Linked DNA regions of Homo sapiens: regions 1 and 3 are each linked to region 2. Evidence: chromatin loops called from intact Hi-C (ENCODE). Cell type or tissue: heart right ventricle. All regions are shown on one strand. Each heading gives the region's core, and the rest is flanking DNA. Links, peaks and the distances in the headings are about the cores only.

Region 1 (11,289 bases), core at 3,810-8,809, 63 kb after region 2:
TGTGAATTTGATCCTGTCATTATGATGTTAGCTCGTTATTTTGCTCGTTAGTTGATGCAGTTTCTTCCTAGTCTCGATGGTCTTTACATTTTGGCATGATTTTGCAGCAGCTGGTACCGGTTGTTCCTTTCCATGTTTAGCGCTTCCTTCAGGAGCTCTTTTAGGGCAGGCCTGGTGGTGACAAAATCTCTCAGCATTTGCTTGTCTGTAAAGTATTTTATTTCTCCTTCACTTATGAAGCTTAGTTTGGCTGGATATGAAATTCTGGGTTGAAAATTCTTTTCTTTAAGAATGTTGAATATTGGCCCCCACTCTCTTCTGGCTTGTAGGGTTTCTGCTGAGAGATCCGCTGATAGTCTGATAGGCTTCCCTTTGAGGGTAACCCGACCTTTCTCTCTGGCTGCCCTTAACATTTTTTCCTTCATTTCAACTTTGGTGAATCTGACAATTGTGTGTCTTGGAGTTGCTCTTCTCGAGGAGTATCTTTGTGGCGTTCTCTGTATTTCCTGAATCTGAACGTTGGCCTGCCTTGCTAGATTGGGGAAGTTCTCCTGGATAATATCCTGCAGAGTGTTTTCCAACTTGGTTCCATTCTCCCCATCACTTTCAGGTACACCAATCAGACGGAGATTTGGTCTTTTCACATAGTCCCATATTTCTTGGAGGCTTTGCTCATTTCTTTTTATTCTTTTTTCTCTAAACTTCCCTTCTCGCTTCATTTCATTCATTTCATCTTCCATCACTGATACCCTTTCTTCCAGTTGATCGCATCGGCTCCTGAGGCTTCTGCATTCTTCATGTAGTTCTCGAGCCTTGGTTTTCAGCTCCATCAGCTCCTTTAAGCACTTCTCTGTATTGGTTATTCTAGTTATACATTCTTCTAAATTTTTTTCAAAGTTTTCAACTTCTTTGCCTTTGGTTTGAATGTCCTCCCGTAGCTCAGAGTAATTTGATCGTCTGAAGCCTTCTTCTCTCAGCTCGTCAAAGTCATTCTCCATCCAGCTTTGTTCCGTTGCTGGTGAGGAACTGCGTTCCTTTGGAGGAGGAGAGGCGCTCTGCGTTTTAGAGTTTCCCGTTTTTCTGTTCTGTTTTTTCCCCATCTTTGTGGTTTTATCTACTTTTGGTCTTTGATGATGGTGATGTACAGATGGGTTTTTGGTGTGGATGTCCTTTCTGTTTGTTAGTTTTCCTTCTAACAGACAGGACCCTCAGCTACAGGTCAGTTGGAATACCCTGCCGTGTGAGGTGTCAGTGTGCCCCTGCTGGGGGGTGCCTCCCAGTTAGGCTGCTCGGGGGTCAGGGGTCAGGGACCCACTTGAGGAGGCAGTCTGCCCGTTCTCAGATCTCCAGCTGCGTGCTGGGAGAACCACTGCTCTCTTCAAAGCTCTCAGACAGGGACATTTAAGTCTGCAGAGGTTACTGCTGTCTTTTTGTTTGTCTGTGCCCTGCCCCCAGAGGTGGAGCCTACAGAGGCAGGCAGGCCTCCTTGAGCTGTGGTGGGCTCCACCCAGTTCGCGCTTCCCGGCTGCTTTGTTTACCTAAGCAAGCCTGGGCAATGGCGGGCGCCCCTCCCCCAGCCTCGCTGCCGCCTTGCAGTTTGATCTCAGACTGCTGTGCTAGCAACCAGCGAGACTCCGTGGGCGTAGGACCCTCCGAGCCAGGTAAGGGATGTAATCTCCTGGTGCGCCGTTTTTTAAGCCCGTTGGAAAAGCGCAGTATTCGGGTGGGAGTGACCCGATTTTCCAGGTGCCGTCTGTCACCCCTTTCTTTGACTCAGAAAGGGAACTCCCTGACCCCTTGCGCTTCCCAAGTGAGGCAATGCCTCGCCCTGCTTCAGCTCGCGCACGGTGCGCGCACCCACTGACCTGCGCCCACTGTCTGGCACTCCCTAGTGAGATGAACCCGGTACCTCAGATGGAAATGCAGAAATCACCCGTCTTCTGCGTCGCTCACGCTGGGAGCTGTAGACCGGAGCTGTTCCTATTCGGCCATCTTGGCTCCTCCCCCTGTCTATACAAAATATAAGGAGCAAAAGAAGACTGTTAAGAGGCTAAAAATAACCTAAACATGCCAAAGAAGTAGAGAGAAAATTGAGGGTGTTTTTAACATTTATTTTAAGTTCAGGGGTATATGCGCAGGTTTGTTACATAGGTAAACTTGTGTCATGGGGGTTTGTTAATACAGATGATTTCATCTCCGAGGTATTAAGCCTAGTACCCATTAGTTATTTTTCTTGATCCTCTTTCTCCTCCCACCCTGCACCCTCTGATAGGTCCCAGTGTGTGTTGTTTCCCTCTATGTGTCTATGTGTTCTCATTATTTAGCTCCCACTTATAAGTGAGAACGTGTGAGTTGGTTTTTAATTTATTTCCCTGACTTGTGATACCCATTGTGAAAATGTATATTATGGGTTTAAAAATAATAATGGTAATAACAGAAATGTTAAAAGCTAACATTTCTTGAGCACTTTCTATGTGCTAATTTGTACTGATCACTGACTGAGCCCTTGTGTAGATGAGGAAGTGGAAGAGTTGAGTGACTGCCCCCACTAGCATGGCTGTGATGTGCAAAGCCAGGACTCACCCAGGTTATTCATTCCTAAACTAGAACACCTCTGAGCAAGTTTTCTTTGCACTTGAGTAAAGCAGATGGATTAATGTTTGCTAGAAAGCTACCAGACATTGATAGAGAGCCAAGTTTGCAATGGAAAATTTGTCTAAACCTGCTAGTGTTAACTGGTATGATCTCCCCTTGTTTTGAGACCAGGCTTGTTCTGGAAGTGTTGCGGCTGTTTTCTTCTACAGCTCTATCAATCCCTTCCTCTTTCCCTCCCTTGCAGCACCAACACCTTCACCATCATCACCCTTTTATCTCTTAGGTCTTGATGGCTTCCACATTTTAGGATATCTGATGGTCCTCCAATGTCACTTAATGTATTTTCCATTGGGCAGCATCTTCTCTAGCCTCAGATAAGAATTAAAGTTCTCTCATGAGACTAGTTTGAAAAGCTGAACCTATGAGACAAAGTATAATTTTCCAATACCCATAATGATGGATATTCTAAATAAAGAAGAGTATATGACACCAACACCAAGTTTTTTTTTTAATCAAAAGCAAGGTTGACTCTTGGTATTCCTAGAATAGAGGCTTTTATAACAGACCTTAAACTGCCTTAATTTAAAGCAGGTGTATAAAATACAAAATGGTATTTAAAGAGGTGTAGAGATATTAATTAAAATAGGCTTGCTGAAATGCCAGGGATATCATCACTTCTGAAAATTGAATTAAGCCCTGAATGTCAATGGTGAATTAACATGAATAGACTTATCTATCCCTGTCCAAATATATTTTATCCACAAGCTGTGTAATACACGATGATTAACCAGAGGTTACAGATTCTAGCTGAAACCCAATCAAATTCTTCAGAATCCTAATTGAGGAATGCATTCAGGTCAAAGAATATTAACAGAAAAGCCTCTGTCATTTAAAGGGCAAGCAGAGTGAGTGCTTAAAAGTGTTCAAAATTTTGCTTAATTGTTCTCTTCTTGAGCTATTGTTCTTGATGATTTAGAAAACCTGTGTGCTGCAAGTTTAACTGCTTTAATTACAGTGATGTCAAATACATAGGCCTTTCTATTTAAAGGGATTTTAATTTCTGTGGCTTATGAAAGAGAAACTGAAAGCATAGTTAAAAGTGAATATGTTAGTTGAGAAAGTTCCTGTTCTTACCAAGCAATAAAATTTTCCTAAATGGATGTTTGAAGGAGAGCTGGTGTTCAGAGGTGTGGTTCAGTTGAAGCTCCTCTGGTAGAAGCCCAGCATTTTGTCTGTCTAGTTTTTTTGTCCTTAGCATTGCTTACTTTTGTAAAGCCCCAGATATATATAACTCATTGTTAAAGTATCACATGGTTTGTACAGCAGGATGATTTGCATTATATGAAGGACACCGAAACACAGAAAATGAAAGGTCTACGGTGTATGACAAACAGGACAAATGCTCTAGCAAAAATAAATTCTACTTTCTCTCAAAATTAGCATACTTGTTATTTAAAGAAATGTGCCAGAAGAGAAATACAAGATTTTCTTTTCTTTTTTCTCATTGACTTTAACTCTCTCTGAATGGCACCTATAACTAAAAATACATCTCGGGAATCAAGTAACCCTCTTTTATATACATCCCTCTAAATCTATGGCTAAGTTCAATGTTTAAGGTTGTCAAAGTGGCTCCCATCCAAAATCGGGTTAACATTTGCACTTTGCCTAAAGTGGGACTCCTAGATAAAATTCAAACGACCTTTCTGGTAATCCCAGCGTGTGGGTTTTAGCATCACCAGCTGGCTCCAAATGGGCCACTGCTCTCTCTACAAAGAGGAGGGAGCCTTCAACACAGGGGCCATGCTTGTCCATTCAACTGTGTCTAAATTCACAGATCAGTGTTTCTCTCAGTCCCTAGACCAGCAACATCAGCATCCCTTGGGAACTTGTTAGAAATGCAGAGTCTCAGGCCTTGCCTCACCGAATCAGCACCTCTGGGGTTGGACCTAGCAATGTGTGTTTTAACAAATCCTCCAGGTAATTCTGATGCACACCTAAGTTTGAGAACCACTTTTGTAAATGTGTGTTTCAACTTGACACTAACCAATAATTCTACCACTTAACATTAACAGCTTTCAATTTTATGATCCTTTGTGTTGGACAGGTCAAAGTGGGTGATTTCAACTGCTTAATGGGTACAGAATTTTATTTTGGGGTGTTAATAATATTTTGGAACTAGATAGAGGTGGTGGTTGCACAACCTTGTGAATGTACTAAATGCCACTGGATTCTTCACTTTAACAATGAGTACTATTGGCCGGGTGTGGTGGCTCACGCCTGTGATCCCAGCACTTTGGAAGGCTGAGGTAGGTGTATCACATGAGGCCAGGAGTTTGAGATCAACCTGGCCAACATGGCGAAACTCTGTCTCTATTGAAAACACAAAAATTAGCTAGGTATGGTGGCATGTGCCTGTAATCCTAGCTACTTGGGTGGCTGAGGCATGAGAATCCCCTGAACCCGGGAAGTGGAGGTTGCAGTGAGCCAAGATCATACCACTGCACTCCAGCCTGAGTAACAGAGTGAGGCCCTGTCTCAAAAAAAAAAAAAAAAAAAAAAAAAAGGTTACTTTGATATTTTATGTTATGTAAATTTCACCTTGTTTTTAAAAATATGTAATATAAATGAAACTCAAGTGTTTTAGATATGCCAGTCTAAAGAAATCTGCAAATTAAACAATTTCCAATTCTTAATCATTCTTATTTTGAGTACATCCTAATTCTTTTTTTACACATATGATATGATGCATTCTAATTATACAATTACTAAGGTTTCCCAAGTAAACATATAAAACAGAGTATCTGTAAAGCTGTGATTTGAGTGCTTTTCATGGAAAGTTTCTCATTAGAATTTCTTGATCAGCCAAACAACAGTTTTCAACTACAAGCAAAACAAGGGAAAGCATTATTTGGTTGTCTGTCATTGCTAGGGTGAAGACTATAAAAGAGGCAGGAAGAGTAAAAACCAGGCTTTTAAAATTAAATTTCAGGCAATATCTTATAGTACCTCCACCCTCATGTTGGGCAATTCAAGAGGTCTATTCACATTGCATTGTATGAATAGAATTTTATTTCTTTTGAAATGTAATATAGAATATTTTATTTTATAATATGATCTGAGGATGCCTCCTGGAATTGTGCAACACAAAGGTCTTGGGTGTTGTCCTTTCTGGGTAGAGGGTTTGTTAGCTACTGAATATATTTGTTATAAATATCACTGGGGATTTTTTTAAGTAAATTTATTTTTTAAAAAACCCTAATCCTATGAAGTTTCACTAAATGTAAAAAACATAAATCAATTAAGGCTTGAAGTAACATTTTATTTTACTGTATAACCCTGTAATCCCACACACACACATCTATTATAGACATAATACATTACTATATAGAATACTGGAAAATATCGTAAAATACATTAAAAAAACAATTTCCCTTACTCTCAGAACTGAGAAGTAAAATCTGTTGTATCTTGTGAGAGTATATATGTATGTGTGAACACATATCACACATATATAGAGTACAGTTAATAACAAACAGCATATTCCATTTTAAAACCTATTTTCCCTTACCATATCAGATTTTTTTTCTTAACGAGAAATATTCTTCTACAATATCAATATCATTTGAAGGCCATATAGTATTTCCACTTATAGACGTAGTTCACTTGATTAATTTTGAATTCCCCTTAATTGAACACACTTAATACTTCATTTTTCTTTAAAATATAACAACCTTACCCCTATATTTTGTGCTTTTGCTGATTACTTGTCAAATATATTTATTTGTGGTATCTCTTTTTATACTAGAAACATCAACCTCTTTGTCAAATTGTTCTTCCAGTTTATTGTATTTTTGTTAATTTTGATTTTAACATGTATTTTATGTTTGGTGTTTTCTTTTTTTTTTTTTTTTTTAAAGAAAAAAGCTCTCATTCTTTTTTAAAAAATAGATTCAGGGTATATGTGCAGATTTGTTACATGGACAAGTTTCATAATGCTGAGGTTTAGGCTTCTAGTGTACCCACCACCCAAAAAGTGAATATCATATCCAATAGGTAATTTTTCAACGTTCACTCTCCTCTCATCCTCCCCACATGAGGAGTCCCCAGTGTCTATTATTGTCATCTTTCTGTCCATGTGTACCCATGGTTTAGCTCTCGCTTGTAAGTGAGAACATGTGGTATATGATTTTCTGTTTCTGAGTTATTTCTTTTAGGATAATGGCCTCCAGCTTCATCCATTTCATCCATTTTACTGCACAAGACATGATTTCATTCTTTTCATGGCTGTGTAGTATTCCACAGTGCACATATAGTACATTTTCTTTATTCAGTTATCCATTGATGGGCACTTGGCTTGATTCCATGACTTTGCTATTGTAAACATTTTATGTTCAGTGTTCTCTTTCATAGTGTTGCCTTCCTATTCCAATATTATGTACAAATTTTCCTATAGTTTCATCATCATGGTTTTGTTGTTTACATTTAACGCTTTATTTGAACATCAATGTGATCTGTGAGATAGTAAAAAGACCTAAGTCAATTTTTCCAAACAGTTAAAACATGTTTTTATCATTTATTAAATAACACAGTACTTTCTCCATGGATTTGCAAAATAAGATTATCCAACCAGGAGCATAAACAGAGCAAGTTATTTAACCTCTCTGTGCCTTCATTTCCTCCTCTAAAAGAAGAAAGCCAGTAACAGCATCTCCCTCAAAAAACTGATAAAAAAAAATCCACAAGGTGCCTGACACGGAATAAACTTCATCAATATTATATGACAACCACTAGTATGATTACAATTATTATTAGTGCCCTAATGCTACCACTAGTATGATTACAATTATTATTAGTGCCCTATCTACCCAACTCAATATGCTAGTGTCTTTTTTAGGATATTTACAATTATATTTGTAAGTGAGATGGCCTATGTTGTCTGTGCTTACATCAATTCTGTCAGGCTTTGAATGAGGGACTTGATGGCTTCATAAAATTAAAAAGTTCTGCATCTGTTTATTTTATTACTAAATGTAGAATTTATCCTTGTTGTGATAGATTGACAGAATTTCTCTCAAACCTTTATGAGCCCTAAACATTTCTTTAAAACAACACTTGGAAAAGTATTTCAAGGTCTTTCTTAATTTTTGATCTGTTGTTAAAAATTTCCCTTTCTTTTGGATCAGTTTTGGTAATTGCTACAATTCTAGAATGAATTGTTGGGGAGCATGCCTAAAAGTAGACACCAATAAGGGAGTTGCTCTAACAGTTTAGGCAGGAGATGGTTCCCAATTCTAAATCCATAGCTTTCCCTAATATCGGGCTTGATAAATAACAACACAGTACCCCCCATTTATAATGCCAAAACCAGGGAATTCTCCTGAATTTCTTTCTTTCCCTTAGCACCATTTACCACAGTCCCACATCCCATTCCTCAGCCAGGCCTGTTGCCTCCATATCCAAATTACATCCAACGCATCCACTTCTCTCCATCTCCATAGACCTCACATTAGTCCAACCTCCATGAAATAGACTCAGTTGAAATAGCATCTTAATTGGCTTCCTGCCTCCAGTTTTGCACATTGGCAGACAAAGTGATCTTCCAAAAATATAAATTAAATCATTTCACTCCCCTGCATTAAACCTAATGGACTTCTTTTGTGTTTCAAATAGAAATCTAAACTCCATCCCTCTAAGAGCCCTTGTGACTTGGATTAGAATTTGCCCTTTGCCCCAACCACCTCATCACAGATCACTGTGCCGCTCTCTTGCTATGTTCCAGCCTCTCTGGACTCTGTGTTCCTGGAGCAAGCCAATCCGTTCCCACCCCAAGGTATCAGCACCTCCTGGAACTTTCTTCTCTTCTCCAGACTTTGGTGTAGCCCCTTTTTCTTTTATCTAATGTTCCTACCCCAATCCACTCATTATTTTACCTTACCCCATTTTATTTTCATCATTGACTTCTTCTCTGAAATGTTCTTGTTCATTACAGTTGTGTGTTTATTGCTCTTCTACCTGTAAGCATTATATGCATTATTTACATGTGCCTGACACATGTTTTGCCTTCATTAAATATGTATTGCATGAATGAGTGAGTGAATGAATGGATATAGTCAGAATGATTTTAAAAATGAATAGACTGAGGAATTTAAGAATTAGAATTTTTAAAAGTTAGATATAAAAATGATCCCCCAAACTGATATGAGGTAATGCTTATGTTAAATAGCTTGATTTAGCCATTCCACAGTGAATACATGTATCAAGACATCATGTTGTACACCATATATATATACAATTTTTACTCGTCCAACAATTTTTTTAATGACTAGAATATACAGGGAGCTGGGAGTGTGTGCTCTATCTCTATGTACTTGGGTGTGATTACAGGATGTGTAAAATGTAGAGATCATCAAGTTGTGTACTTAAAATTAATGCATTCTGTGCTCTTTAATGCATGCATGTTATTTCTTTAAAAAATAAAACCATAAATACATGTTTAAAATAGCCAGAGAGAGCACAAAATTTAAATAATATGTGTAACTTAAAAGCTTCCATTTTTACATAGTCTAGGACCTAATATCACAGGCAAATTTAAAATTTCTTTGAAAATGAGCTTTGGGATTCTGTAAAGATTTGGGGCTCTACCATGTGGTTGATAAACAAAATTACTCTCTTTACTCAAGGACCTAAATGGACTTTAAAATGAGCTGGAAATCAACTCTGGCTTCAAGGAAAAGGGTATACCCACAGGGCAAACTTGTTTTGCCTCAAAACATACTTTATCATGTAACGTCCCATTCCTCACCCAAATTAGATAGCCTTACATTATCATGTGACATCTGTTAAATAACTCAAATAAGAAAATAGTTCCTGATATTTAGATAAGGATACTTAGATTTATAGGGTATTTTCCTGCATAAGACACTAATGACTTTTATAAAATGTTTCATAAATGTGTTTTGTGAAAACACAAATATGAGTCAGCTGGCATAGCAACATGCACAGTGTAGCAACTCAAACATTTTCTGAATAAATAAATGAAGGAATGAGGATAAGAAATAAAAATATTAGAGGTAATTATTTGGGTTCCAGATAGAGCTTTATTTTAATTATAGTTTCTTAAATTTGAATGAATTCACTATTTTACCATAATCAGAAGACTGCAGCAATCATCAATTGCACAACAGTGATGGCCTCTGTAATTTGGCACTATTAGCTCCTGAAATGTATTGAGATGTATAAATATAAGCATCTTAATCTTTTCAATATACCCTAGCAAACTGGCCCTAGCATCCCTAGGGCTTTCGGAGCTAAGGGGAAGTTAAATGCCCTTCTCTTATTCCCTGCCAAAATAAGAAAAACTTTATTGATTTGAAAGTGTTAATTTCCTCCAACTTTTCATATATGCAGTAGGCATGTCAACAGAGCAAAAATAGTCTTAGCTATTGGAAATGAGGCTACAGATTTTATTAGGTTGGTGCAAAAGTAATTGCGGTTTTTGTCATTACTTTCAATGGCAGAAGCTGCAATTACTTTTACATCAACCTAATAGATTGACTTATGTCATAACTATACATTTCCCAAAAATACAAGACATGGTTCAAACATTAATATTTGTGACTTAGAGCATCAGAATGAGGAGATTAAAAGTTTGAAAATGCTCCAGCACTTGGATGAGGCAAGAATAGTGAGGTACAGTTTAAGAGAGTTAAGAATTAAAAGTCTTTATGCCAAGCTAAATGTGTCCTTCAAAAGCTGTGCATGTTATGACTGCTGGCTCCAACGCATCTATCTAGTCAGTCTCTGCTATTTTAACCATCTTTTTTCTCTTCAATTTACCACCTATTATTAGGCCAAGAAAACTTGAGCATCTGTCAAGAGTAAAAATATTTTGAAGTTTTCTTCAAACACACTGAATTCCATGATTTACACATGGTTCTTTTTTTAAGAGATGGGAGTCGTGCTGTGTCAACCAGGCTTAAGTGCAGTGGTGCGATCATAGTTCACTGAAATCTCAATCTCCTGGGCTCAAGCAATCCTCCTGCCTCGGCCCACTATGTAGGTGGTCAGCCACCTACAGGTGTCAGCCACCATGGCCAGCTTCATACATGTGTTCTGAAGCAACTTTTTTGAAAGCATGGTATACACATCACAAAGGGTGCACAGGTACTTTAGGGTGAATATCTGTATTTGCACACCAATAAATTAACCCTTCTAATGTAAACAATTCAGTGGTTTTTAGTATATTTAGTATATTCATAGATGTAAAATGAGCATCAGTATATAATTTTGGAATGTTTTCATCACTCCAAAAAGAAACCCCCTACCCATTAATAAGCATTCTTCCCTCCTTCCTCTTCCCAGACCCTGGTAACCATTTACCTTTCTGTCTCTATGTGTTTAACTATTCTAGAAATTTCATATAAATGGAATCATATAAAATTATGTTGGTGCAAAAGTAATTGATGTTTTTGCTTGTGAAAGTAATGGCCAAAACTGCAATCACTTTTGCACCAACCTAATACCTGGTATGTAGTGACTGGCTTCTTTCACTTAGCATAATGTTTTCAAGGTTAATCCATGTTGTAGCATATAACAGTACTTCATTGCTGTTAATTGTCAAATATTACTCAATTGCATGTATATACCATATTTGATTTTCCATTCATCAGTTGATAGACATTTGGATTGTTTTTA
Region 2 (11,289 bases), core at 2,058-7,057:
AAAGGACATTATGTAAAAAATTCACTTATTAGAAGCATGTCAGTAGGCCACAAATTAACTAACCCTAAGCATTATTTTGCTTTCTTTGTAGCACATTCCCCTTATATGGTACTCTTTTCTGGGAAACATGGTCTTGCTCTGTTGCCCAGGCTGGAGTGCAGTGTTGCAACCATGGCTCACTGCAGGCTCAAGCTCCTGGGCTCAAATGATCCTCCCACCTCAAAAGCTTTTCTAGTAGCTAGGACCACAGGTTATGCCACACCTGGCTAATTTTTAAAAAATGTTTTGTAGAAATGGAGTCTCCCTATGTTGCCCACCCTTGTCTTGAGCTCCTGGGCTTAAGTGATCCTCCTGCCTTGGGCTACTAAAGTGTTGGGATTACAGGTATGAGCCACTGTGCCCAGCTGATAAGGTACTCTTTTATGTCAGACATATTAAACAACCCTATTTATTGATATCAAAGTACAATGCACCAATTCTGTGACCAGAAAATGAGACAATAAATAAAAACTATCTTAAACTTTCTATTCCCCATTTTATTTTTACAGCTAACTTTTTTTTTTTTTTTTGAGATGGAGTCCCACTGTGTCACCCAGGCTGGAGTGCAATGGTGCCATCTCTGCTCACTGCAACCTCTGCCTCCCGGGTTCAAGTGGTTCTCCTGCCTCAGCCTTCTGAGTAGCTGGGATTACAGGCGCCTGCCACCACGCCAGCTAATTTTTGTATTTTCAGTAGAGACAGGGTTTCACTGTCTCAGGCTGGTCCTGAACTCCTGACCTCAGGATCCACCCGCCTCAGACTCTCAAAGTGCTGGGGTTACAGGCATGAGCCACTGTGCCTGGCCTACAGCTAACTCCTTAACTACCCCTCTCCTTAAAAAAGTAATCAAATATTTTCATCGTGCCCTTAATTCTCATTTTCAGTTTGTCATAGCTGTAGAATAAATGGAACTTAGGATTAATACAGAACAATTTCTTCAGTTACTTACTCTATATGACAAATGGAACCAGTTATATGAATGCTAAGACCTAGTATCTTGAAGACTCTCAAGTAAAAAAATGCTCTGGGGAAAATAATTTAAAACCATTTGTCTCTGGTTTTGACACACTTCAAACAAACTTGTACAATATATTTTCCCAACCTGAACATATTCATTCATTCAAGGACAGATCAGTCACCCAATGGACATATATTTAGCAATGATTCTATGTGTAATCATGATTCTGGGAACATAGAATTAAAGATGATTAACAAGTTAAAACGTCTCCCTTTGAGGTCGGGAAATATTCACCTGACTTTACTGTTATACTGTTTTATCCCCCAGTGCCTAATATTATGCTTGGAACAGGGTAGATACTTGCCTCTTTTCTTTATTTTCTTTCTTTCTTTCTTTCTTTCTTTCTTTCTTTCTTTCTTTCTTTCTTTCTTTCTTTCTTTCTTTCTTTTTCTTTTTCCTTCCTTCCTTCCTTTCTTTTCCTTTCCCTTCCTTTCTTCTTTCTCTTTTTTCTGTCCTCTTTCCTTCCTTCTTTCCTTCCTTCCTTCCTTCCTTTCTCTCTTCCATTTGTTGTTCTTTGTTTTTTTGTTATTTAAATAAGTAACATTAATAAAACACACTGGTGGAAATAAACAGAAGTGAGAACATAAACAGCTTAGGTGACTGGGATTTAAGCATATGGCTTTCTATGTCTTAGCAACCCTCATGTGGTTGGAGGTTGTCAGTCTTATTCCCCATTTGACCTCCAGCATTAGCCCAGAGGCTGGACAAAAGAAGTAATCAATTAATAATTGATATCAAAATAAATGATTCAGTGTCTTTTCAACATAGGACAACACAGTCAGTGAGGCTAACAAGAATGATATCAATTTTTCAAGATGTTAAATGCTACACATTATACTATACTAAAGAAAAAAGAAAGTTTGCATCACTTTTTTTTCATTTATCTGGAAAATTTATTTATATTGAAGTTCTCATTTAGTTTTGGTGCCTGATGAATGAGCTATTACTTGATATTCTCTTGCTTTCTCAATAACCATCTCATCTAGAAAGCAGGGTGGGACTTCTCTTTTTTTTACTTTTCTGACGTGGTGAAGCGTCTATCAGAACATCTTTCCTCTCATTGGCAGCTCACTACGCAGCTTGCAAAGGTTCACAGGTGGCTGAAACCCAACCCAGTTGTAAATCACAACATGGGTACATCTTGCATATTTTAGAAGACAGAAAAGAAAATACCTTGTCAGCCAGCAATCAGAAGCACATTATATCTCAGAAAGTCTGCCCCTTGTGCCTGTCAGCCTGAATGGGACCTTTCACACAAACCTTCCTGCCAATTCACTTAGAGCAGCCAGACAACTCCCTCCCTCCCATCTTTCAAATTACTCCACATGTCTAAGTTTTCCTTTAAAATGTTTCCAAACCACTGGAGCACACCTCTCATCACAGACCCCCATTGATGAGAGACAGGATTAAGGTTATGTCAGATATAACTGATGATTAGAGTTATTTCCACCTTCTCCACAGTTGTTGACAGACAGCAAATAAAGGCAACATTGTTAGACCTACAATTGATCTATTGAAGTTAGGACTTATTTCTTGACTCCTGAAAATACAACCTTCTACCAGGGCTATTCTAAGCCAGTGATTTAGAGCCCTGATGCCCTGTATTTATTTATTTTTTTTACTAATTTTTCCACTGCTATGCAATGAGGCATATCATTATTATTATTGTAACCGCCTGGCTCTCAGTGGCATGTGCACAAACACCCAGAAAGTAAAGGCATACAGAAGCCTCCGTTAACGTTGAGAAGGGACAGACACCATAATTGTTTTCCACTGTTCCTTCCATTTTAAACAGTGGGGATCTTACCTATGTTAAGCATTTCTAGGTGAAGCATAGACTGCTTAAGAGCTGTATGAGTAGAAATTAGGAATTTAGGCTTCAGATCCAACCCCACCTGGGTTGGTATTTGGGTTTCAACATATAGTAGCTTTGTAACTGCTGGTGTGCCACTAATGCTCTCCAAATATTAAGGAAGGCTTTGAATGCTATTCCAAGATGTTTAGGCTTTCTTCCACAGGCAGAAGAGAGCCTTTGAAAGCCTTGGAGCAGATGAGTAACATAGTAGAAAAAAATACTTCGAGATAACTTGCAAAGAGGAGTTGTCAATCTCCAGGATTTGCTCAGCTCCATTCTCCTTCTGGGCACATGGAAGTTCTCTGTGTCTGGCACTGCATTGGTTCTCCAAATCTCACAAACAGTGCACTGAATGACTGTGATGATTGAATAATTGACCAAGAAACCCAGATAATGAAAGGAAGAAAGAGAAAGAAAGAAAGAAAGAAAGAAAGAAAGAAAGAAAGAAAGAAAGGAAGGAAGATAGTAATGAAATGTGGGCATGGTTGACTAATGTATGAGAGTTCATCAGATGTATAACTTACTTTTCTTTTGAATAATTTGTATTTATTTATTGAGCATTACCTGGATAAAATACATAACTAGTTCCATGCTTCACTTAATGGTTTAATTATCAAGAAGTTTTGAATCAATACTGACCTGCAAGCAATGTCTCAAATCTGGAAGCTACCAAGAATTCTGAGATCCAAGTTTTCTTTCAAACTTCCCTCCCTTTTGCATTTTGAAGTGGTAGTACAATTTGGATCAGATAAAGAGGAACAAGGTGGTTTCAGCTAGCTGCAGAACACAGATATGACTTCATTACCCAGCTGTTAGTAATTTTCCTCCCAGTCGGAGGCAGAATTTTGAATAGACTGAAAACATGTTTGTGCAGGGTTCTAAGATGCTACATGAATTCAGATGTTCATTCATTTAATTCATATAATAGCCTCAGATGATATCTTTCTTTCTCACCACAAGGCTATGCTTTGTCTAAATGGCCAGGTAAACATCCCAGAAGTGAGTGGTCCCTGAAGTGGTCCGTGAACCGATTTCCACGACCGGTTCTTTCCTACGTGTGAACCGTGCTCTGCTGCAATCTACTAGTGCCTCGGGCATTCCTGCGGCCTTTGTCTAAGCAGAAAGGGTAGAACTTCCTGAACACTAATAAAGGAAACATAAAAGCAGAGGTCAGCTGGAAGATTGGCAATAGGCTAATGAAACTGACAGTCATTTTTGACCATTTTAAACAATAAGTTTGTTGCCCCTACATCCTCCACATTAGCTGCCCAGTCTTGTCAAGTGACACACGGGATATTATGTTGAATTTTTAAGGTGCTTCTTGGCTGTGAATATGGCCTGGGATCTTTCTTTCCTTTTAATAATACTTAGCACATAATTGTTCTGAAATCACATGTTGGAAAAGCTCTTGACTAGAAATGTTGAGAGCGGGGGAGAAAAAGAACAGCACTTAAGAAAAGAATGGAAAAGTTTCAGTGACATTTGCAAAATTGCTTTTCCTTCTGATTTGGTTGGGAAAATTATTTTTCAGACTCTAGGGAATTATTGTTTCTCACACACTTCATATAAGAATATATTTCAAGCCAGAAAGGACCTTAGAGGTGGTGCTCAGTGTCCTTCGTTCAGATCAGGGAAGGAAACTGAAGCCGAGGGACGTTAATTGAATTGCCTCTGTTGTGGCTGCAAAGTCAGCCAGTGAAAACAAAAATTCTCTAGGAAGCCAGCTTTGTTTCCTTATATTTAAAAGTCATTCACTCATGTATTCATTTGGCCACAGACTATGTATTGCACAGCTATTAATATTATGTGGCAGGCCATATCAAGGCATGGAGAATACAGTGGTAAACAGAACAGATCAAACCTCTGCCCTTATGTTGGTGATAAATGCTCTAGCACCTTGGTAATCAAAATACCTCCGTATTAGCAGTTTATCGGAAATGCAGAATCTCAGGCCCCACCCCAGATCTATTGGATCAGAATATCCTTTAAACAACATCCTCCTGGAGTTTCATATGCATTTTCAAGTTGAGAAGAAATAGATAAAAAAATAAGTAAAATAAGGAAAATAGGAAGAGTTTGGGGAGCTTAATGGGAGATTATGTAAGAGAGATATGTGGAGGTCAAATGCCCAGGGCTCTGTGGGTTATTTGAAGGACGTGGGCTTTTGCTCTGAGTGGGGTGGCAAAACTGGAGAGGATTTTGAGACAAGGCATGGTGTAATGTGACTAAGTATAAATTCTATGTAGCACAGCCTTAAATGTTAGAGAGGTAGAAAACAGATCAGTGGCGGCCTGGCAACAGGGGATAGGCCACAAAAGGGCACAAGAAACTTTTAAGGGTAATAGAAATATTCTGTACCTTGATGGTAATGGAATTACACTCATGTATATATTTGTCAAAACTCATCTATTGGTGCACTTAGAATGAATGCATTTCGTTATTTGTAAACTACTTCCAAAGAGTTCCAAAAAAAAAAAAAAACCTGTTGGACACATCTGATACGGTTTGGCTGTGCCGTCACCCAAATCATCTTGAATTGTAGCTCCCGTAATCCCTGTGTGTCATGGGAGGGACCTTGGGGGTGGTGATTAGATTATGGGGGCAGTTCCCCCATGCTGTTCTCGTGATAGTGAGTGACTTCTCACAAGATCTGATGGTTTTAATAAGGGGGCTCATTCTCATTCTCGCTCCTGCTGCACTGTGAAGAGGGACCTTCCACCATGATTGTAAGTTTCCTGAGGCCTCCCCAGCCATACAGAAATGTGAGTCAATTAAACCTCTTTCCTTTATAAATTACTCAGTCTTGGGTATTCTTCATAGCAGTGTGAGAATGGACTAATATACAACATCATAACCAGGATATAACTTAAATTGTGTAAAAGAAATAAGCAGGATCACCTCCTTATGTGGGTACTATGCTCACAACCTGGGTGACAGGTTCAATCACACCCCAAACCTCAGCATCACGCAGTATACCTCTGTAACAAACCTGCAGATGTACCTCGGGTTCTAAAGTAAAAGTTGAAAATTTAAAAAAAAGGCAGATGAGAGAACAGCTGTTGCAAAGAGTATCAGTTGAAACCAAATTTCTCTCTAAGCCAGAAGAATAGTGGGTATGTGAGCATGTGCAAGATTTTGCACTGCAAAAGATCATTTCAGGAGTCCAGAACACTTGAGAATATGCAGAATAACAGTGGAGAATTCAAAGTGATACCGAAATGCAAAAGCACACTAGGTCAGGATTTATGAGATAGATTCTATTTTTGCCTCACTTCTACTACTGCCTAACTTTGTGACCTTGGACAAGTCATGTATTGTTCTTGGGAATACAATTTTCTTCTCTTTCAAGTGGCAATCAGAGCACCTGTTTCCACATTGCTATGTGGGGGTCAAGTGCAATGTGAATGCTGGAAAAGTGCTTTGAAAATGAGAAGGCACTGCGTATGTGTAAGGACTGCTAAAATGGCCTTTTCCAAGATGCATTCACATCAGTGACGCCAAGAAGTTGGAAAGGACACCAATTATTAGATGTTTCTGACACTGCCTTAACTTCAGGGCATGTGCAAGTTTTCCTGATGTGCATGTGAAACTGTGTCTATTACATATGCTGAAGTTTTCCCCCAAATGGGACCAGCACCCACATGTCTGATATATTCCTTAGGTAGAGCCATTCTTCTCAATAAAACACAAAATAGTGAAATACAGAAATGTCTGATTTGTAAAGAGAGGGTATCTGTAACAAAATTGAAAGTCACAGATTTGATATCTACTTTTACATTCTTGTATCCAGTAACATTTTTTTGAGCATCTGCTACTGAGTGAAGCATGGAAGGATACACAAAGATGAATAAAACACAGTCTTTATTGTCAAGGAGATGACAGTCTAGAAGAATGGATAAGATGTGTCTAAAAGTAACTTGAATGCAAAGCCATATGTGGAAACTATAAGACAAAAATTAACGCAATGGAGTTAGATAGGGGGAAAAATAAACACTTGTCTCTCGGAAACCTTCCTGAGAAAAGTGGTGTTTGAAGTGAGCATTAAGAATAGATTAAGTCATGTCATAGAATCAGGAAAATACAAGGCATTTCTGGAATGATGTGGTGGCCTGTTTGGCTGGGAGACAGCTTATGTTTGGGGCACTAGTGTGATATGGAAGAGGAGGCTAAAGAAGGTTAATTGAAGACAGGACCATGGAAGGTTTTCCATGCTAGCCTTTCTAGGCTGGAAATGGAAAACCACTGGAGGTTTCTGAGCAGAAGCGTCGTATGACTCAAAGTGTGTCAGCGGAAGAGGACTTTGGCAGCTCTGTTGAGTATGCACTAATGTTGGGACAGACCAGTGGTAGGAAGGCCAATTAAAAACTAAATGCAATGATTTAGGGGAGAGAAAATGAGGATTTCAACTAGTGTAGTAGATTATAGGTTTGGACAGATATGAATGAATATAAATAACATTGTATCAAAAAATTGGCTGGACCTTAAAACCATCTGGATGTGGGAGGTGAGAAAGAAGAAAGTACCAAGGATGACTCTCAAATTCCCAGCCAAAGTAAAAAGCCCTGAAAGAGTGCATGGGTGAAAGATAGTGGATGTATTTTTAAGACATGCTGACTTAGTGGTGCTAGTGGAACAGCTAACATTATTATTTCTTCTATACGGCACACATTTACCATATGTTATTCTATTTAATAATCAAAACAGGCTTGTGAGAAGAGTAAGATCATACCAGTTTTACATAGAGGGATTAAGGCTAAAGAGAAGTAACTTGCTTAAGGTGGCAGAATCACCATTGGAGAAGAAACATAAATATTGTGTTCTTTGTATGCCATCATTGCAAAAATCTAGCAGATTGTTGAACATAAGAAACTGAAATTCTTGGCTGGGCGCGGTGGCTCATGCCTGTAATCCCAGCACTTTGGGAGGCCGAGGCGGACGGATCACGAGGTCAGGAGTTTGAGACCAGCCTGGCCAATATGGTGAAACCCCGTCTCTAATAAAAATACAAAAATTAGCTGGGCATGGTGGCGTATCCTGTAGTCCCAGTTATTTGGGAAGCTGAGGCAGGAGAATTGCTTGAACCCAGGAGGCGGAGGTTGCAGTGAGCTGAGATCGCGCCACTGACTCCAGCCTGGATGACAAGAACAAGACTCTATCTCAAAAAAAAAAAAAAAAAAAAAAAAAGAAAGAAACTGAAATTTGTGATTTCCTGGTCCAGTGATCATTTCTAATTGATACCAATGAATCCCTCTGATGAATATTTCACTGGTATTTTTCTAATATATGATACATTCATAAGTTGGTTCCTAAGCTGTATTTTAAGAGAACATCATGATTTAGATTTTTCTTATACTACCAAGAATGCCACTCTGATTCTTTATGGAAACTGAGACCATACACTTAAGCTCTAGGGGGGAGGTAATGTAATGCAACCTGTGTTTCTAAAGCACAATCACACTATAAACAGACCTTGCTGCAAAAATAAGTATATTCAGCACAGAGCTGATAAACCTCAGATCTGTGGCTGAAATGATCAGTTGATGATATTATAGTAAACACCATTACCAATGTTGTGTTCTGGATGTTTTTCTTCAAGCTGTGTGTCTGTAGGAAATGACTAGTATCATAAACCCTCTTGACAAAAAAAAAAAAATCACATTTCTGTTTTCCAAAAAGAGTTTTTTTTAATATCATAATAAATGAGTTCTTTTGAATTCATCTGTGCTTTTCTAAATATTATCTTCTGGCAATGACTTTGCCTTATCTCTGCTCTGCTGTTTCTGGAGAGCATAATTTTGCTACATGTATCTGAAGATTTATAATTGCGCCTCTTAATTGGAAATCAAGGCTTGGCATTAGTTAACAGTTACTGGTGAAATGGCCCACTGATAAAAACAAATGCTTACATTTCTAGAATAATAACAGGAATTCTTCTCTGAAGAACCCAGAGTGGCAGACTATCACTTCACAAAACTTTCTCATTTCCCCAAACTTGTAATAAAGCCAGCTCATTGTTTCTTCAGGCTACTAAGCATCAAGCAATTTGTTTTCTGTGTTCAGTCTGTCATCTTACGGCTCGCTCTAATGTTCACTGAAGCCCTACGGCAGACTTTGGGACTACTGTTTTTTTAAATAAACAATTATGGCATTTTCAGATATGGATATTATCAAAGGAATGATCTAATTGTCCACCACAGATTTGGATCAGATAGTTATTCCTCATAATACCTCAAGCTGAGACTCAGGAAACTAGTCCTGCGTGGGGACATATGTCAAATGCATTACAAAAGCATCACCTCCTTAGTCTAAATAACGTCACCACCACCCACCCAGTTATGCAAGCAAGGAACTTAGACAGTATCCTTTTTACCTCCCTCTTCCTCATTGCCCATATCTAACCCGTTCTATGTTCTGAAATAGTACTTCTGGATTCATTCTGTCCTGTTGTATTTTTGGATCCATCCATTTTTCTCTTTCTCAACTACCCCACTTGTCAGTCCACCTTGACATTCCACAGTGGCCTCCTCACTGTTCTCTCCATCCTTCATTCATGCTCCTCTCCAGTGTTTTCTCCACCTACATTGAGAGCAATGTTTCCAGATTAACTAGTATATCAAGTGAGTCCTAGGTTTAAAAACCTGCAATCACTTTCATTGCTTTTAGTATAAATATCAAAATCCTTATGCAGGACCTTGAAGGCTCTACATGCTCTAGCCCCACTCACTTCTACAGACCATTTGTTCTAAGTCTCCTCTTCTCTGGGAGGAAGAGATCCCCTCTACTGAGAATGCTTCTCTTCTCCCATCTCTTCCCTTAGTTATACTTTTCCTCCACCTTCATATCTCAAGTGCTAGTTCCTCAGAGAAGCCTTCCTCACCACCCACACACTCCTGGTCCAGGGACCTCCCTTCCTACCTTCCTCCCTCCCTTCCTCCCTTTCTTCCTCCCTTCCCTTCTTCCTTCCTTTTCTTTTTTTCCATTCTCTCCTTCTTTCTTTCTCTCTTTCTCTTTTTTTCCTTTCTCACCATTAGCTTTCTTTCTTCCCATTTTCTTTCCTTCCTTCCTTCCTTCCTTCCCTCCCTCCCCTCTTCCTCTTTTTCACCCTTCCTTCCTTCTTTCATTTTTTCTTTCTTTCTTTGTTTTTCTTTCGTCTTCCTTCCTTCCATCATTTTTTCTTTCTCTTTGTTTCTTTCTTTCTTTTGTCTCTCTCCTTCTTTCCTTCCTTCCTCCCTTCCCTTCCCTTCCCCTCCCTCCCCTTCTTTCTTTCCTTCCTTTTCTTCTTTCATCCTGTTTTCATTAATTTGTTCTTTCTTTCCATCATCTATCTTTCTATCCTTCCTTCCTTTCTTACTTCCTCCCTCCCTCCCTCTCTCTCTTTCTTTTCTTCTTTCTTTTTCTTCTATTATCTACTATCTATGTTTTTGTCTATTATCTATCCATCTATTCATCTATCTGTCTATCTCTATATGTATATATTCAATAGAACCAAATCTCTGTATTTCAGATCACTTATTTCTACTTATAATCTTATATTTATTCATATCTACAGTCTTAACTCTAGGCTGTAAGCTCCGTGAGAACAGTGGTTGTATTTGGTATTACTTAATTTTATGTTCCATGTTCTCAAGCCTAACTTTGTGTCTGACACAGGTGAGCTTTCAATAAATATTAGTAGAATAAGTTAAAGTGCTTTACTGAGCTCTGAATGTTGATCAAGAAGTAACCACTGCGAAATATTGGATGCCAAGAAAATAAGCTATTTAACATTTCCCAGCAAATGATTTTCAGTGAAGCAGTGAGGATGGGAAAGACACAATCCCTGAAGACTGAAAGAAATTTAAAAAGAAAATGGGAAGGCAAATGAAAAGCACATAAAACAAATACCTAATACATGCAGGGCTTAAAACCTAGATGATGGGTTGATAGGTGCAGCAAACCACCATGGCACATGTATACCTATGTAACAAGCCTGCATGTTCTGCACATGTATCCTAGAACTTAAAGTAAAATTTTAAAGAAGAATAACCAGAAAATAAATAAATAAATATATATTTTTTTAAAACCTGCTTTGTCAGGTACTGTTACAGTTGATATAGATGAAGTGAAATCTAAGAAGAATGTCTAGGCCCAAGATGCCTAGTGCTTGCTTTTAACTATTTTCATTTTTTAGCCAATTACTAATTAACAGAGGACTAGTTCAGGACTCATTGGAATGTCCAGGTGGCTAAGGGACTGCACAGTGTTTGCTTTTGATTACAAAAACAAGCCCTAGCTCATGCACTTCCTGATAAGTTTGGTTCTGTGTCCCCACCCAAATCTCACCTTGAATTGTAATGATCCCCATGTGTTGAGGGCAGGACCAGGTGGAGATAAATGA
Region 3 (11,289 bases), core at 3,934-8,933, 110 kb after region 2:
CCTTTGAGCCCCTCAAAATGTGCCAGCAATGTTCAAGTTGCACTGAATAAGTTTGCAAAGCCATTCTTAGACTTATGATTGAATTATAAAAGTATTGAGTGCTATGGTTAAATTTATCAGCCAATTATTGTTGTGAAGACTTTTCAAAACAGCAAAGTTCATTAACAACTTTGGTGGGTCACAAGAAAGAAATAAGAGCACCTCTTCACTATCACCTTTCTTCTATAGGTGGAAAAAGCTAATGAGGCTGCGAAAAGTGAGCAGAGCTGTGGAAAGGCTCCCCCAAAACATTTTCACCTTCATTTTATAAAGCAAAATAAAATGCTTGAACCTGCTTGCTATTGCTTTTTTGTTAGATGCTTTGGAATAGGAAAAATATAACAATTAAGGTCCTGTCCCCGACTTCAACAAATATTTCTTGAGCTCTTACTATGTGCCCATAGGCATTGAGAATATGGTGGTGAAGAAAATGAAACTCAAGGTTTCAAGGACAATAGAGTCTTCTGGGGAAACTAGCCAATAAGCATGCCAACAAATGCGTCTGTAAACTGGGGGAAGTGCTATAAAAAGAAAGACTGGAGAACTACTATTGAGAAGAAGGGAAGCTCATTCCAGAAAAAGAAAACAATGCTCGCAAATCCCTGAGGCTGGAAATAATTTCCCTACTGGATTTAAGCAACTGAGAAAAGACCACCGCATTCAAGCATAAAGAGAAAACATGAGAGATGGATTTGCAAAGACATGCAAAGAATTTTTTTCCTTTTGCAATCACTTCTGATTTTACCTTTTCTGGATAACCTCTGGTAAAATATAATAATCAAAATATTTAACTTATGAATCTAGCTAAGGGAAAGAAGGAATAGAAAATTAAATGTATGAACCAATTCCCCGTAAATTGTAATTTTCTAAACAACTGGATTCTGAGCAGTCAATAAATACACATTGAGTAATCTACTATGTTTATTATATGTTCAAACTTTCAGACCAATGTCAATTGCAGGCAAATTTAAAAGGAAAATGAGATTCAAATAACATGAGTTATGTTTAAATTAGAAAAAATTATCTCTAACAAATTAAATGTAATGATAATTATCTGAAGTTGGAGAAAACTTTAAAAAACCTCTATGCTAAAACTTTGAAAAATTATTATTCATAGTAAAGTATAATTTACTTGGATGACTTATAGAATTAGAATGCTTTTTAAAAATCTAAAAACCAAAGACTGTTTCAGAGCTAGGAAATAAATGTTTCTGTGAACTGACTATGATGTATCAAAACTCTGTTTTAAATCTCTGTGATAATTTCATTCCTACATAACAATGACTCTAGAAAATATCCACTAATTAGCAAAAAATTTTGGCCATATTCACAAGAGGTATTTTAAACAAGCCACGGAAGAAAAGGGTTATATAAATCATAGTTGGTTCTGCGTAAATGGGAGCATATTTTGTAGCCAAGTCATTTAAGCTAGATTTAATTGTGCTCTGTAAATAGATATATTACCAGAAACACAGTGGATGTCCTGTTGAGATTTCTTTTTAAAACATGATATTACTGCACATTGTTGGGGATAAATAAGGCACTTGAACTTGTATCCTGGCTGACGTGATCCACTAGAATAACATATTCCTTTAGAAGATGCTACTCTTTAGAAATCACAGTTGCTAGCCTGAAGTTACCCTAATTGTTAAAAGGTAGTACTGTATCCAAAGAGAGAGACAAAGCAATTACTGTCCTTCTGTTAACAACCCAAGCATATTTTCCAGTGAGACCCTTGAAAACTGTTCCGTGTTCAAAAAATTACCACTTTACCCACAAACTTTCTGAGAACTGAAAATAGTTTATTTGCACCAAATTCCCTTGATTTAAGGCTTATTAACTTGAAAAGAGCTCAGTGACATCTGGAATTGTATAATAGTCTTGCCACAGCACTGGCATACGGAGTTGCATTTTAACGAAGAAGATCAGGAATAAACCCATGTATTTGTTTCAAATAATAAAGTTTACTGTAGTTGGTGGGCACACATGTAATACAAAGAGAAATTAATTATTTTAAATTTGAAGAATTGTATAAATTTTACTAAATACTATGAATAAAATGTATAAAATAACTTCTGTGTGTAACTTATTAGTATGTTGCCTTTCTTCTGTGCCTTACATCCTGAATATAAATCAGAAGCAATCACTTTTGTAGTTGTGATTCTTAATATGACTAATATCAAAATTCTACTTTAAAACCAAATTAAGTATTCCGTTCATTATGAGTGATTTACTTGTAGTTATTTCATGTATTCCATGGCTAATTCAATGTTTTATTTATAGTTTCAGAATAAAAATATTGACAGTATATTGAATTTCTGAATTTACTGGGAAATTGTCCATCAACTTGTCAAGAAAAACAAGTCTATATGTGGACTTTATTCATTAGAGTCTGCTTCAGTGAATTAATATATTTTAAAATAACATTTTTTCTGATTTTTTTCCGAAATTTAAGTACCCATTTCTCATATAATTATTTTTTAAATCAAGAAATATATAACGAAGAAAATGCAGACCACCGTCCCAAAACTAATAGGAATATTTAGTGTACTGGTTTACAGTATAAGGTATAGAATTAAGCAACTCAGATTCAAAATATAGTCATTGTGACCTCATCACACCCATTTGCTCAACCCAGGACCTTAGACAAGTTTTGTAACCTCCTAGCACTTGTGTGTTCCTATCTATAAAAGTAGTACAGTAATAATGCCAACTGCATAGAGTTGATGGGATTACATGAAAATATTCAAGTAAAGCTCATAGAACTATGTTTGATATACTGTAAATGCTAATTATTATTCTCATTTTGAGTATTTTTCATATGCATATATTGGGGGGATCTTGTTTTTATTTTTAATTTGGCATTTGGATATGACATTACCAGGTCTATGGAATCTAGAAATGCAAATGCCACCAGTACTACCACCAAGATTGTTAAAATCTTTTCCCTTTTGAGATTCCTTGTATATAAGCATGGTATTGAAACACTTCCATTTTTTCAAGTTTGCCAGTACTTTGCAGTTTCTAAAATAAATGGGCCTCATTCAGATTACTAATTTAGATTATACTAGCCTTCTTAAGTCATCCTTCAAAAAGGCCAAACAACAACAAGTCATCACTGACAGTGCGTTTTGTATTGGGTGCCTGATGTGATGGACCACGTCCTGGATTAAAACAGAAGACCCAAGGTCTGGTATCATCTCCTGGGTTCATCCAGCAAACACTGATTAGGTATCTATTATATACCAGGCACCATGCTGGGAACACAAAGGAATTAAATAAGAGATTGTCATGTCACTCAAAAGCTCATAGTTCAGTAGAAAATAAGAAATATAAAAAATAAAGGAAAAGCTGTGAAATGGATGCAATGATGAAGATAGATAAAGGGAGACTGTGAACACAAAGAAAAAGTAGTGTCATGTCTAGCTGATGTGGTCAGGAAGGGTTCACGGAGGAATATTTGAACATTGGGCAGGATCTTTAGAGTATTAGACCTTGGATTTCCTCCTAGACAAACAGGAAAAATGAATCCGTGCCATTCACTTCACCAAGCTGTGAGATTGAGAAAGAGAAAGTCTGTGAATTAGCTTTGTGAATTTCAGTCTTGTTTAAGATGCAAGGAATTAGGGATTATCCATAGCTTTTACCTAAACATCTCCCCTATAGCCTTTCATCTCAGCATTTAATGATGCTTACTTATTTTAACTCCTCTTTATGGAACATTTTTTCTTCCATTTTCACCTACTAACCCCAAAGACTTTGGGGTATCCTCATCAGTCAAGTTGGGCAAGAGAAAAATGAGACAAAGAAAATCAGCTGTATTGAAATATTTTCTTTCTTCAATATGCTATCATCCAACTCGCAATGAAAATAATGTTGTGTTTATTCAGATTATCTCTTTAATTTGACTCCTCCTAATTCATAGCTGGTACATAAACAATGCTAAGATTTTAGTAAAGCATATTGTTCTATCAAATTATGTGTCAGGACTCTTACGTAAATGATGTTAGTTAAATTTGATATTTCAAAGGAAATAACAGCACATGCGTGCTCGCTATCCATTTCTCCACACTTCTCAATAAATTACATCCATTCATTTAGTAAATATTTATTTATACCTACTGTATGTGGCACACTGGAAATAGAGCCATTAACAGACAAGACACATATCCTAGCTCGTGTACATCTGCAGATTAGCAAAGACTAGACAGAATTGTATAGCTGGGAGCACAATACATTGAGTGTTGAAATGTGAGACATGCAAGGTGTGATGTGTGCACAACTGGAAGACAAAATCCAGTTCAAGGGGAAGGCAAGGCTTTCCAGAAAAAGAAGTTATAAATAGACGGGAAGGAAAAGAGAGGTCAGTAAGTGAAGGATGACAATTATTGCTATCCTTAGATCAAATTAATTTATGTGTACGTTGAGTGAAGTTGGTGAAAGGGGGAATGAGGTGAACTCTTTTTAGTAGGGAAAATAGGAGAACACCCTTGGGGTTCATAAAATCCAGTAAAGCTGGAGGCACTTGAGTTGGCCAGCAGTGCCATTGAGCATGTTCTTGCAATTGATTTTAAATATTTCTCTTCCTTGTGTCTAACAGCCAATGAGTATGGTAGATAGGGTCATTTTCATCTATTAAAACCATTTACAGAGCTCCTGGTGTCCACTTAGAGAGAGGGTGGTACTGAAAAGTGAGCACTCTCCGGCTAAAGAGATTTCTCTCTTTCTATAAATCAAGAGGACTTTTGGAAACCTGCTTGCAGGTTATACTTGTTCCCTTTTTATGAATGGCAAAATACTAATAAAACAATTCACAAGAAGTCCCCACTGCTCTTGGATTTGACCGCTTGTGCTTATTTCAAAGTTTGTGCCCAAGTAGCCCAAGTTATAATGATACAACACATCTATGTATAATGATTCATGTATTGTTCGGTTGTCTCAAAATTCTGTTTTGCAAAATAGATTTTTTCTATCTCTGTAAATGGATTTAGCAAAGGAAATATTACTTCATTCATTCAATCCACAAATACGGGTCTTCTGCTGTCTGCCAAGTGGTGAGCTAAGTTCTCCTATCTGTTTGCAAGTGGTGAACAACTTCAGACAATAATTTTTAGACATTTGTATAACTGTACATTTCAAAACCTATGAAAATAGTCAAAGGAAGGGTGTGTTCTTTTGTTTAAGGGCTTGAAAAATAAAAATAATCACATTAACACATACCTGAAATAGGAAGACTGCATGAAAAATGTCTTTCCTGTTAACAAAGGCTTGAATACATGCTTCCGGTTTCCATGGCAGCCCAACCAAACAGAAAAATAAGTCATAGAAGTGGCCTTTTATATCAATGACTTGCTTCCTAAACAATAGGACCAGGAGCAGTCAGTGAAAAAATAATGACTGGTGCTGTCCTACTTATGAAAACTGTTTTACAACTTATCAGATTATTTAAACCAGAGGGAACATAGTTTGAAAATAATTGACACAAAATTGGAATTTATGTTTTCATTTTGACTATGTCTGTCTCTAGGGTCATTACTTAAAAAAAGAAAAAAAAAGATTCAAGTAGGAAAAAAAAAAAAACCTAAAAATAATTCTGTCAAACAGACTATCTTTCCTAGATCTAACTTGCTTTAGAAAATGTATATAGGAAATTGCATTAACATCCCTTTAGCAGGAGACAATTCTTAAACTTAAATTAAACTGAAAAAGCCACAGAAAAAAGGGTTTGACACCCTAAAGCCAGTGTCCAAATGAACGCTACGGTTGACCTCATAGGTGTGTTATGAATGTTTACCCTGACCTCCTAGAAGAAAAGGAAAAAGAAAGGAAAGAGAGAGGGAGAAGGTGAGGGAAGGGGGGAAGAAAAGAAAGGAGAGAAAAGAAGACAGAGAAAAAACAGGGAGGGAGGAAGCTGGGGAAGGAAAAAGACCATTTGCTGACTCCGTTGTTTTATTTCCCAGAATGATTCAATACCTCAAGAAGATTTCACTCCAGAAGTGTACAGAGTTTTCCTCAACAACCTTTGCCCTCGACCTGAAATTGATAACATCTTTTCAGAATTGTAAGAGTACACATTTTAAGCCATATCTTTTTCAGCTTGCATTGATTCTCAGGTGGCTAGAGCAGGACTTGGAGTGGTAATTGGAGATGGAAGAACATCATACACTGTGTCTAAAAGCAATATTCCTGTGTGATGTTTTGGATAGGATCACACAATCTTGCCCCTGAGGTGCAACCACTGCTTTTAATGAGTACAAGTTTGCTGTGATATATTGCTGGAGGTAGTTGTTTTTGTATGCTCAGATAACTTTGTATGGTTGAAGGATTATGGGTAGAACAGGGAGTCATCTTGGCTTAGCAGAAATAGACTCATGTCGCAGGAAGAACTCTGGATTGGGAACCAGTTATTTTATCTCTCTGAGCCACATTAGCGACATGAGAAGTTTGGATTACTAAGAACCCTCTCAGCTGAAGAATTATTTGCTTTTCTGTTAGAAATTATAAACTTATATCAAGGCATTACCTTTTTTTGAAAGATTAGAAGAAAAAAGGAAAAAAAAGAAAGAAACCAAAGCACTAAGGCAAATGTGGGGAAAGTAGCAGTTTACCTTTCTTAAAATACTGAAATCCACATGACAGAAAATCAATACAAAATGTGGTAAACAAAATAAGGATTTCTTCAAATGGAAGACAGGTAAACAGTACTGCTGAAAATGACATTGCATATTCTTGCTTTGTGCTGTTCATTGCCATCATATATTTACTGAACATCTGCAACATTTGTACCACTGAATTTGTCTTTAGATGGTCAATACAATTGAAATGGGAAGTTTGAACAATATGTTGAGGAATTATACTCTCTTGTTGAAGCCTAACTGTAACTTTTAAAAACACTCAAACGGGTTGTTTACTTTAAGTAATGACAATAAATACATCTTTAAATGATTACAGATATATGGAGTTGGATGATTAAATCAAAAATTTACTGTCATAATAAAAAAACCTCTGTGTTCGGTTTAGAGTGGTGCACCCTTATGCACATGATGCAGTGTTTTCCCACTGTGGGTTTTCTTACCCATTTGGTATTTTGCAAGAGCATTGGGTTTTAGCGGTAGCAATTGCACAAGATATTTGTAGCCCATAGAGGTATAGAAATTATGGTGGAGAAGCACAGTGTTTTCAGGGCAAGATAGGAGTTTCAATATAGCATTTTCTTATCAAGTATAAGATTTTATTTCCCTAGAGTTAAATGCAAATATTAGAATGAAACTTAGTTTAAAAAATTCTTATTGCTTGGTTTTTCATTGTTTTTAGTGGTGCAAAAAGCAAACCATATCTTACCGTTGATCAGATGATGGATTTTATCAACCTTAAGCAGCGAGATCCTCGGCTTAATGAAATACTTTATCCACCTCTAAAACAAGAGCAAGTCCAAGTATTGATTGAGAAGTATGAACCCAACAACAGCCTCGCCAGAAAAGGTCAGTACTTTCTTTCACACCAAAGGGAAGCTCTTGTTTCTGATTGGGGGTAGTCACACGCTGGGAGTTAGGAACACCAGTGATCGTTAGGTTAGTTTCCTCTGTTTACAAGGCATTCCTTTCGGTCTGAAATCACTTGGTGGTTCAGTGCACTAGGTTTTTCTTTAAACTTTGGTGTGTGATTTTTTTGTCATTGTTGTTATATGTATAGATGCATGTAACATATTTTTAAAATGTCTAATCCTTTATTTTGTTTCAAATTCACGCAGTGACTGAATGCATATTTCATACAGGAAATCACTATCTTTAGGTTACCCTTTTGTCTTTTTCTAGTAAGTTCTGTGAAGTGGCCCACAAGTTTTTCTAACGTTCTAAAACTGAAGGGAATATTTAGTCTGTGAGACCCTTATCTTTTTCCAGTATATACTATCTGATAAATACTATCTGATAAATTTTTCTACTTGGGGAAATAGTCTAAAATTTGGCTGTCTGTGTAAAAAAGCCTAGTGTTGTAAATACAAAACAATCCAAAAATTGATAGCCCAAAGACAGCTCTAAGTTACCTGGAAGTTTTTAAGAAATTTATATTTTTGATTCTGGGAAAATGAATTGCCAAAATAAGATCATGAAGATGTAATTACTGCAAATTTTCAACTATATGTGGCAGCACTGTCCCTGAACAAGATCTTCCACTGAGAAGACTAACTCTCATCTGGATTGAAATATCTTCACCAAGAAAATTAGTGTGTTATCACTGATGTTATTGCAGATTGCCTAGATATTCCATAGGGAGGAAAATAAAGTACAATTAACCAATTATTGAAAAGAAATCAATTATATATTAATATGCAGGCATTTTCTAAAGTAACAGAAATAGCTCTAGCAAGCTTATGGTCATCAATAAGAATGATTATCATAAAAGTAAATTTAAAAGTCTTTTAATCCATTGTGTTTAATCTGGAACTGGTCCTCTAAATTGAAAATGAAATCATGAAGTATAAATGGGCCCAGGCACTGTGGCTCACGTCTGTAATCCCAACACTTTGGGAGGCCAAGGCGGGTGGATCACTTTAGGTCAGGAGTTCAAGATCAGCCTGGCCAACATGGCGAAATCCTGTCTCTATTAAAAATACAAAAATTAGTCTGGCATGATGGCGCATGCCTGTAGTCCCGGCTACTCAAAAGACTGAGGTAGGAGAATTGCTTTAACCCAGGAGGCAGAGGTTGCAGTGAGCCGAGATTACACCACTGCCCTCCAGCCTGGGTGACAGAGGAAGACTCTGTCTCAAAAAAAAAAAAAAAAAGAAGAAGAAGAAGTATAAATGTAAAATCTAAAAATCTATTAATCATATTCTACATGCTACTAGTTGGGAATTTTTAGATGCAATTTTTTAGTTTTCATTTGTTTTCTTGGTGAAGAACTTTGCCTTTGTTGTTGTTATCATTTTCACTGATGCTGTGAAGGTGAGATTAGTTAAAGGAAACAACTAGCCCAACAGTATGTCTTGGCATGGCCAGGCCTGCCCCTCCAAACCTACTTAAATAGGTTGCCCTTCCTTCCCTAGTACACAAGAGATGAGATTTCCCCTTATCATGAAGCAGGGAACATCTTGGAGGTTTTGCCCATGTAGCTTAGGAGTTCTCTTCTAAAATCCAAACTTCTCCAAAAATAACGAACACATTGTTATAACAAATCCAACAACACTTCTAAAAATCAGTTAGCCCACGACACTAGGAAAACAAAAAGCTTTTCTGAAACCAGTGAAGCACTCCAAAGTGTAAGCCTTTTCCTTTTCTCCTTCCTTCACACCACACTGCTGATGGCACAGGCTTCAGCTGGTATCCAATGCCTCCATACATCATCCTCTGATGACTTGCACGATGTAGAGGGTACAAAGAGAAAAAATTGTGATAGATTACTGTAAAACCCCATAATCCTAGAAAAACTGATTTTGATTCTAATGGAAATTAAGATGATGTCTCCTAGCATTTGCAAAATTATTTAGTGCCATTTTATGAATTTCAAATCGAAAGAGGCACACAAAATATTTAAAAATTTAAATATTTTTAAAGGCAACTTTATCTGTTTTTCTATACCTTAATATGACATTGATCACAAAACCTCTGTGTCAACCTTAATAGCAGTATAAAGAAGCAACATAGAATAATGGTTCCACTTTTGAGTTTCAAAGCTGAGATCCACCTCACTAGTTTCATAGCCTTATGCTTAACTTCTCTATGCCTTAATTATTTCATCTTCAAAATTAAGGACAGAAGAATTCTTGATACGCTTTTCATAGATTTGAATTAAATAATACCTGCAAAGCATTTGGAAAGAAGAATCTGGGCCTGTGTAATGTGATAAATAAGTGTTAACTCTTCTCAATGTTTTGAAGTGTAGTATGTTGGTTTTCATTCCTCAGGTGTCGTTGTCCATTTTTTCTAGGAGATCCCATGATTTCTGGGCCTTAAACTTTCTTCTGTTTTCCCCAGCACCTAGAAGATGCACCTGCTCATGATGAAATCCTTAATGTAGACTTGTAGTTGTGATCTAATCAGTGACCCAAAGCATTTGTGCCCCAACTTATCACTTAAGAATATTGCCTAGTGGTCTCTGTACAGAAAAATTTTGGCTAATGCTGTCTCTACCTAAAGCCTTATCTAGCACGTGGGAAGGACAGAGGCTTTGGAGTCCAACGGCTAGAATATGGCTAAAGGGCCAGCCACCTGCTACCGTATAACGTGCATCCTCAGTCACCCCAGGGGACTCCAGCACCCGTTCAGAAGTTCTGGCTGGCTGTATTTGTAGCTCCTTCTTCTCTAGAATCCATATGAAAGAAATTCAACTCTTGAGGAGTTAAAAGTCAAATTACAAAGACCTTAGTAGGGTCACTTCAGCTTTAAGGCATGTACACAAAAACGGACTCATGATAGCTGCCTTGTTTTAGGATAAAGGGAGATTGTGCCTGTTTATGTTTAGTTCAGCGCACACTAGTCATTCAGTAAATGGCCTAAATTGTTATTAACACTGTTTAAAGCAGGCCAAATAGTACTAGAGGAAGCACACAGTCTCTGGTGTTCTAGTCTTACAAACTCAAACTTACAAGCCAACCTACGTTAAGTAATTCATAACTTCAGTATTTAATAAATCTTCAGTGAAAGGCAAGAGGCTACACACAGTGACAGACCCAGAGATAAACCCTGTGCCCCTAGAGATTTGCACTCCTCTTAAAAGTGTATATATATATAATTATATAATTATTTATTATATAATTATATATAATTATATAATTATTTATTATATAATTATATATAATATACAATTATTTATTATATAATTATATATAATTATATATTTATTATATTTATTATACAGTTATATAATAAATAATTATATAATTATATATAATTATATATTATTTATTATCTAATTCTATATTAAATATAATTATTTATTATCTAATTCTATATTATATATAATTATTTATTATATAATTCTATATTATATATAATTATTATATAATTCTATATATAATTATTTATTATATAATTCTATACATAAGTATTTATTATATAATTATGTATATAATTATTTATTATATAATTATGTATAATATGTAATTATTTATTATATAATTATGTATAATATGTAATTATTTATTATATAATTATGTATAATATATAATTATTTATTATATAATTATGTATAATATATAATTATTTATTATATAATTATGTGTTATGTATAATTATTATATAATTATGTATA

What was found. A loop is a pair of places that touch in the nucleus more often than their neighbours do. Peaks named below come from ENCODE experiments on the same cell type or tissue, not always from the same donor. Only the 100,000 strongest peaks of a DNase experiment are listed, where the experiment ranks them.
Region 1: it touches region 2 in a loop (4-fold over the local background); 3 of 110 quality-filtered maps call a loop at or near these places.
Region 3: a loop joins it to region 2, with 6 times the contacts of the local background. A loop is called at or near these places in 11 of 110 quality-filtered maps.

What each region holds. Positions count from the first base shown.
Region 1 is chr20:8,599,121-8,610,409 of GRCh38, forward strand. All of the region lies in intron 3 of PLCB1 (phospholipase C beta 1), which reads left to right. Among named protein-coding and RNA genes, the nearest start is that of RNU105B, 230 kb to the right of the region's middle. In heart right ventricle, for the core only: no CTCF peak of the experiment used is centred there; no DNase peak of the experiment used is centred there; H3K4me3 peaks cover 425 bases; H3K27ac peaks cover 1,998 bases.
Region 2 is chr20:8,538,243-8,549,531 of GRCh38, forward strand. All of the region lies in intron 3 of PLCB1 (phospholipase C beta 1), which reads left to right. Among named protein-coding and RNA genes, the nearest start is that of RNU105B, 290 kb to the right of the region's middle. In heart right ventricle, for the core only: no CTCF peak of the experiment used is centred there; a DNase peak (open chromatin) is centred at 3,986; H3K27ac peaks cover 2,466 bases.
Region 3 is chr20:8,651,185-8,662,473 of GRCh38, forward strand. PLCB1 (phospholipase C beta 1) reads left to right here. Exons shown (of 32, transcript NM_015192.4): 8 at 6,000-6,100; 9 at 7,354-7,520. It overlaps LOC105372521 (a long non-coding RNA gene), which reads right to left and starts at 5,573. Exons shown (of 3, transcript XR_007067520.1): 1 at 5,260-5,573. In heart right ventricle, for the core only: no CTCF peak of the experiment used is centred there; no DNase peak of the experiment used is centred there; H3K27ac peaks cover 2,875 bases.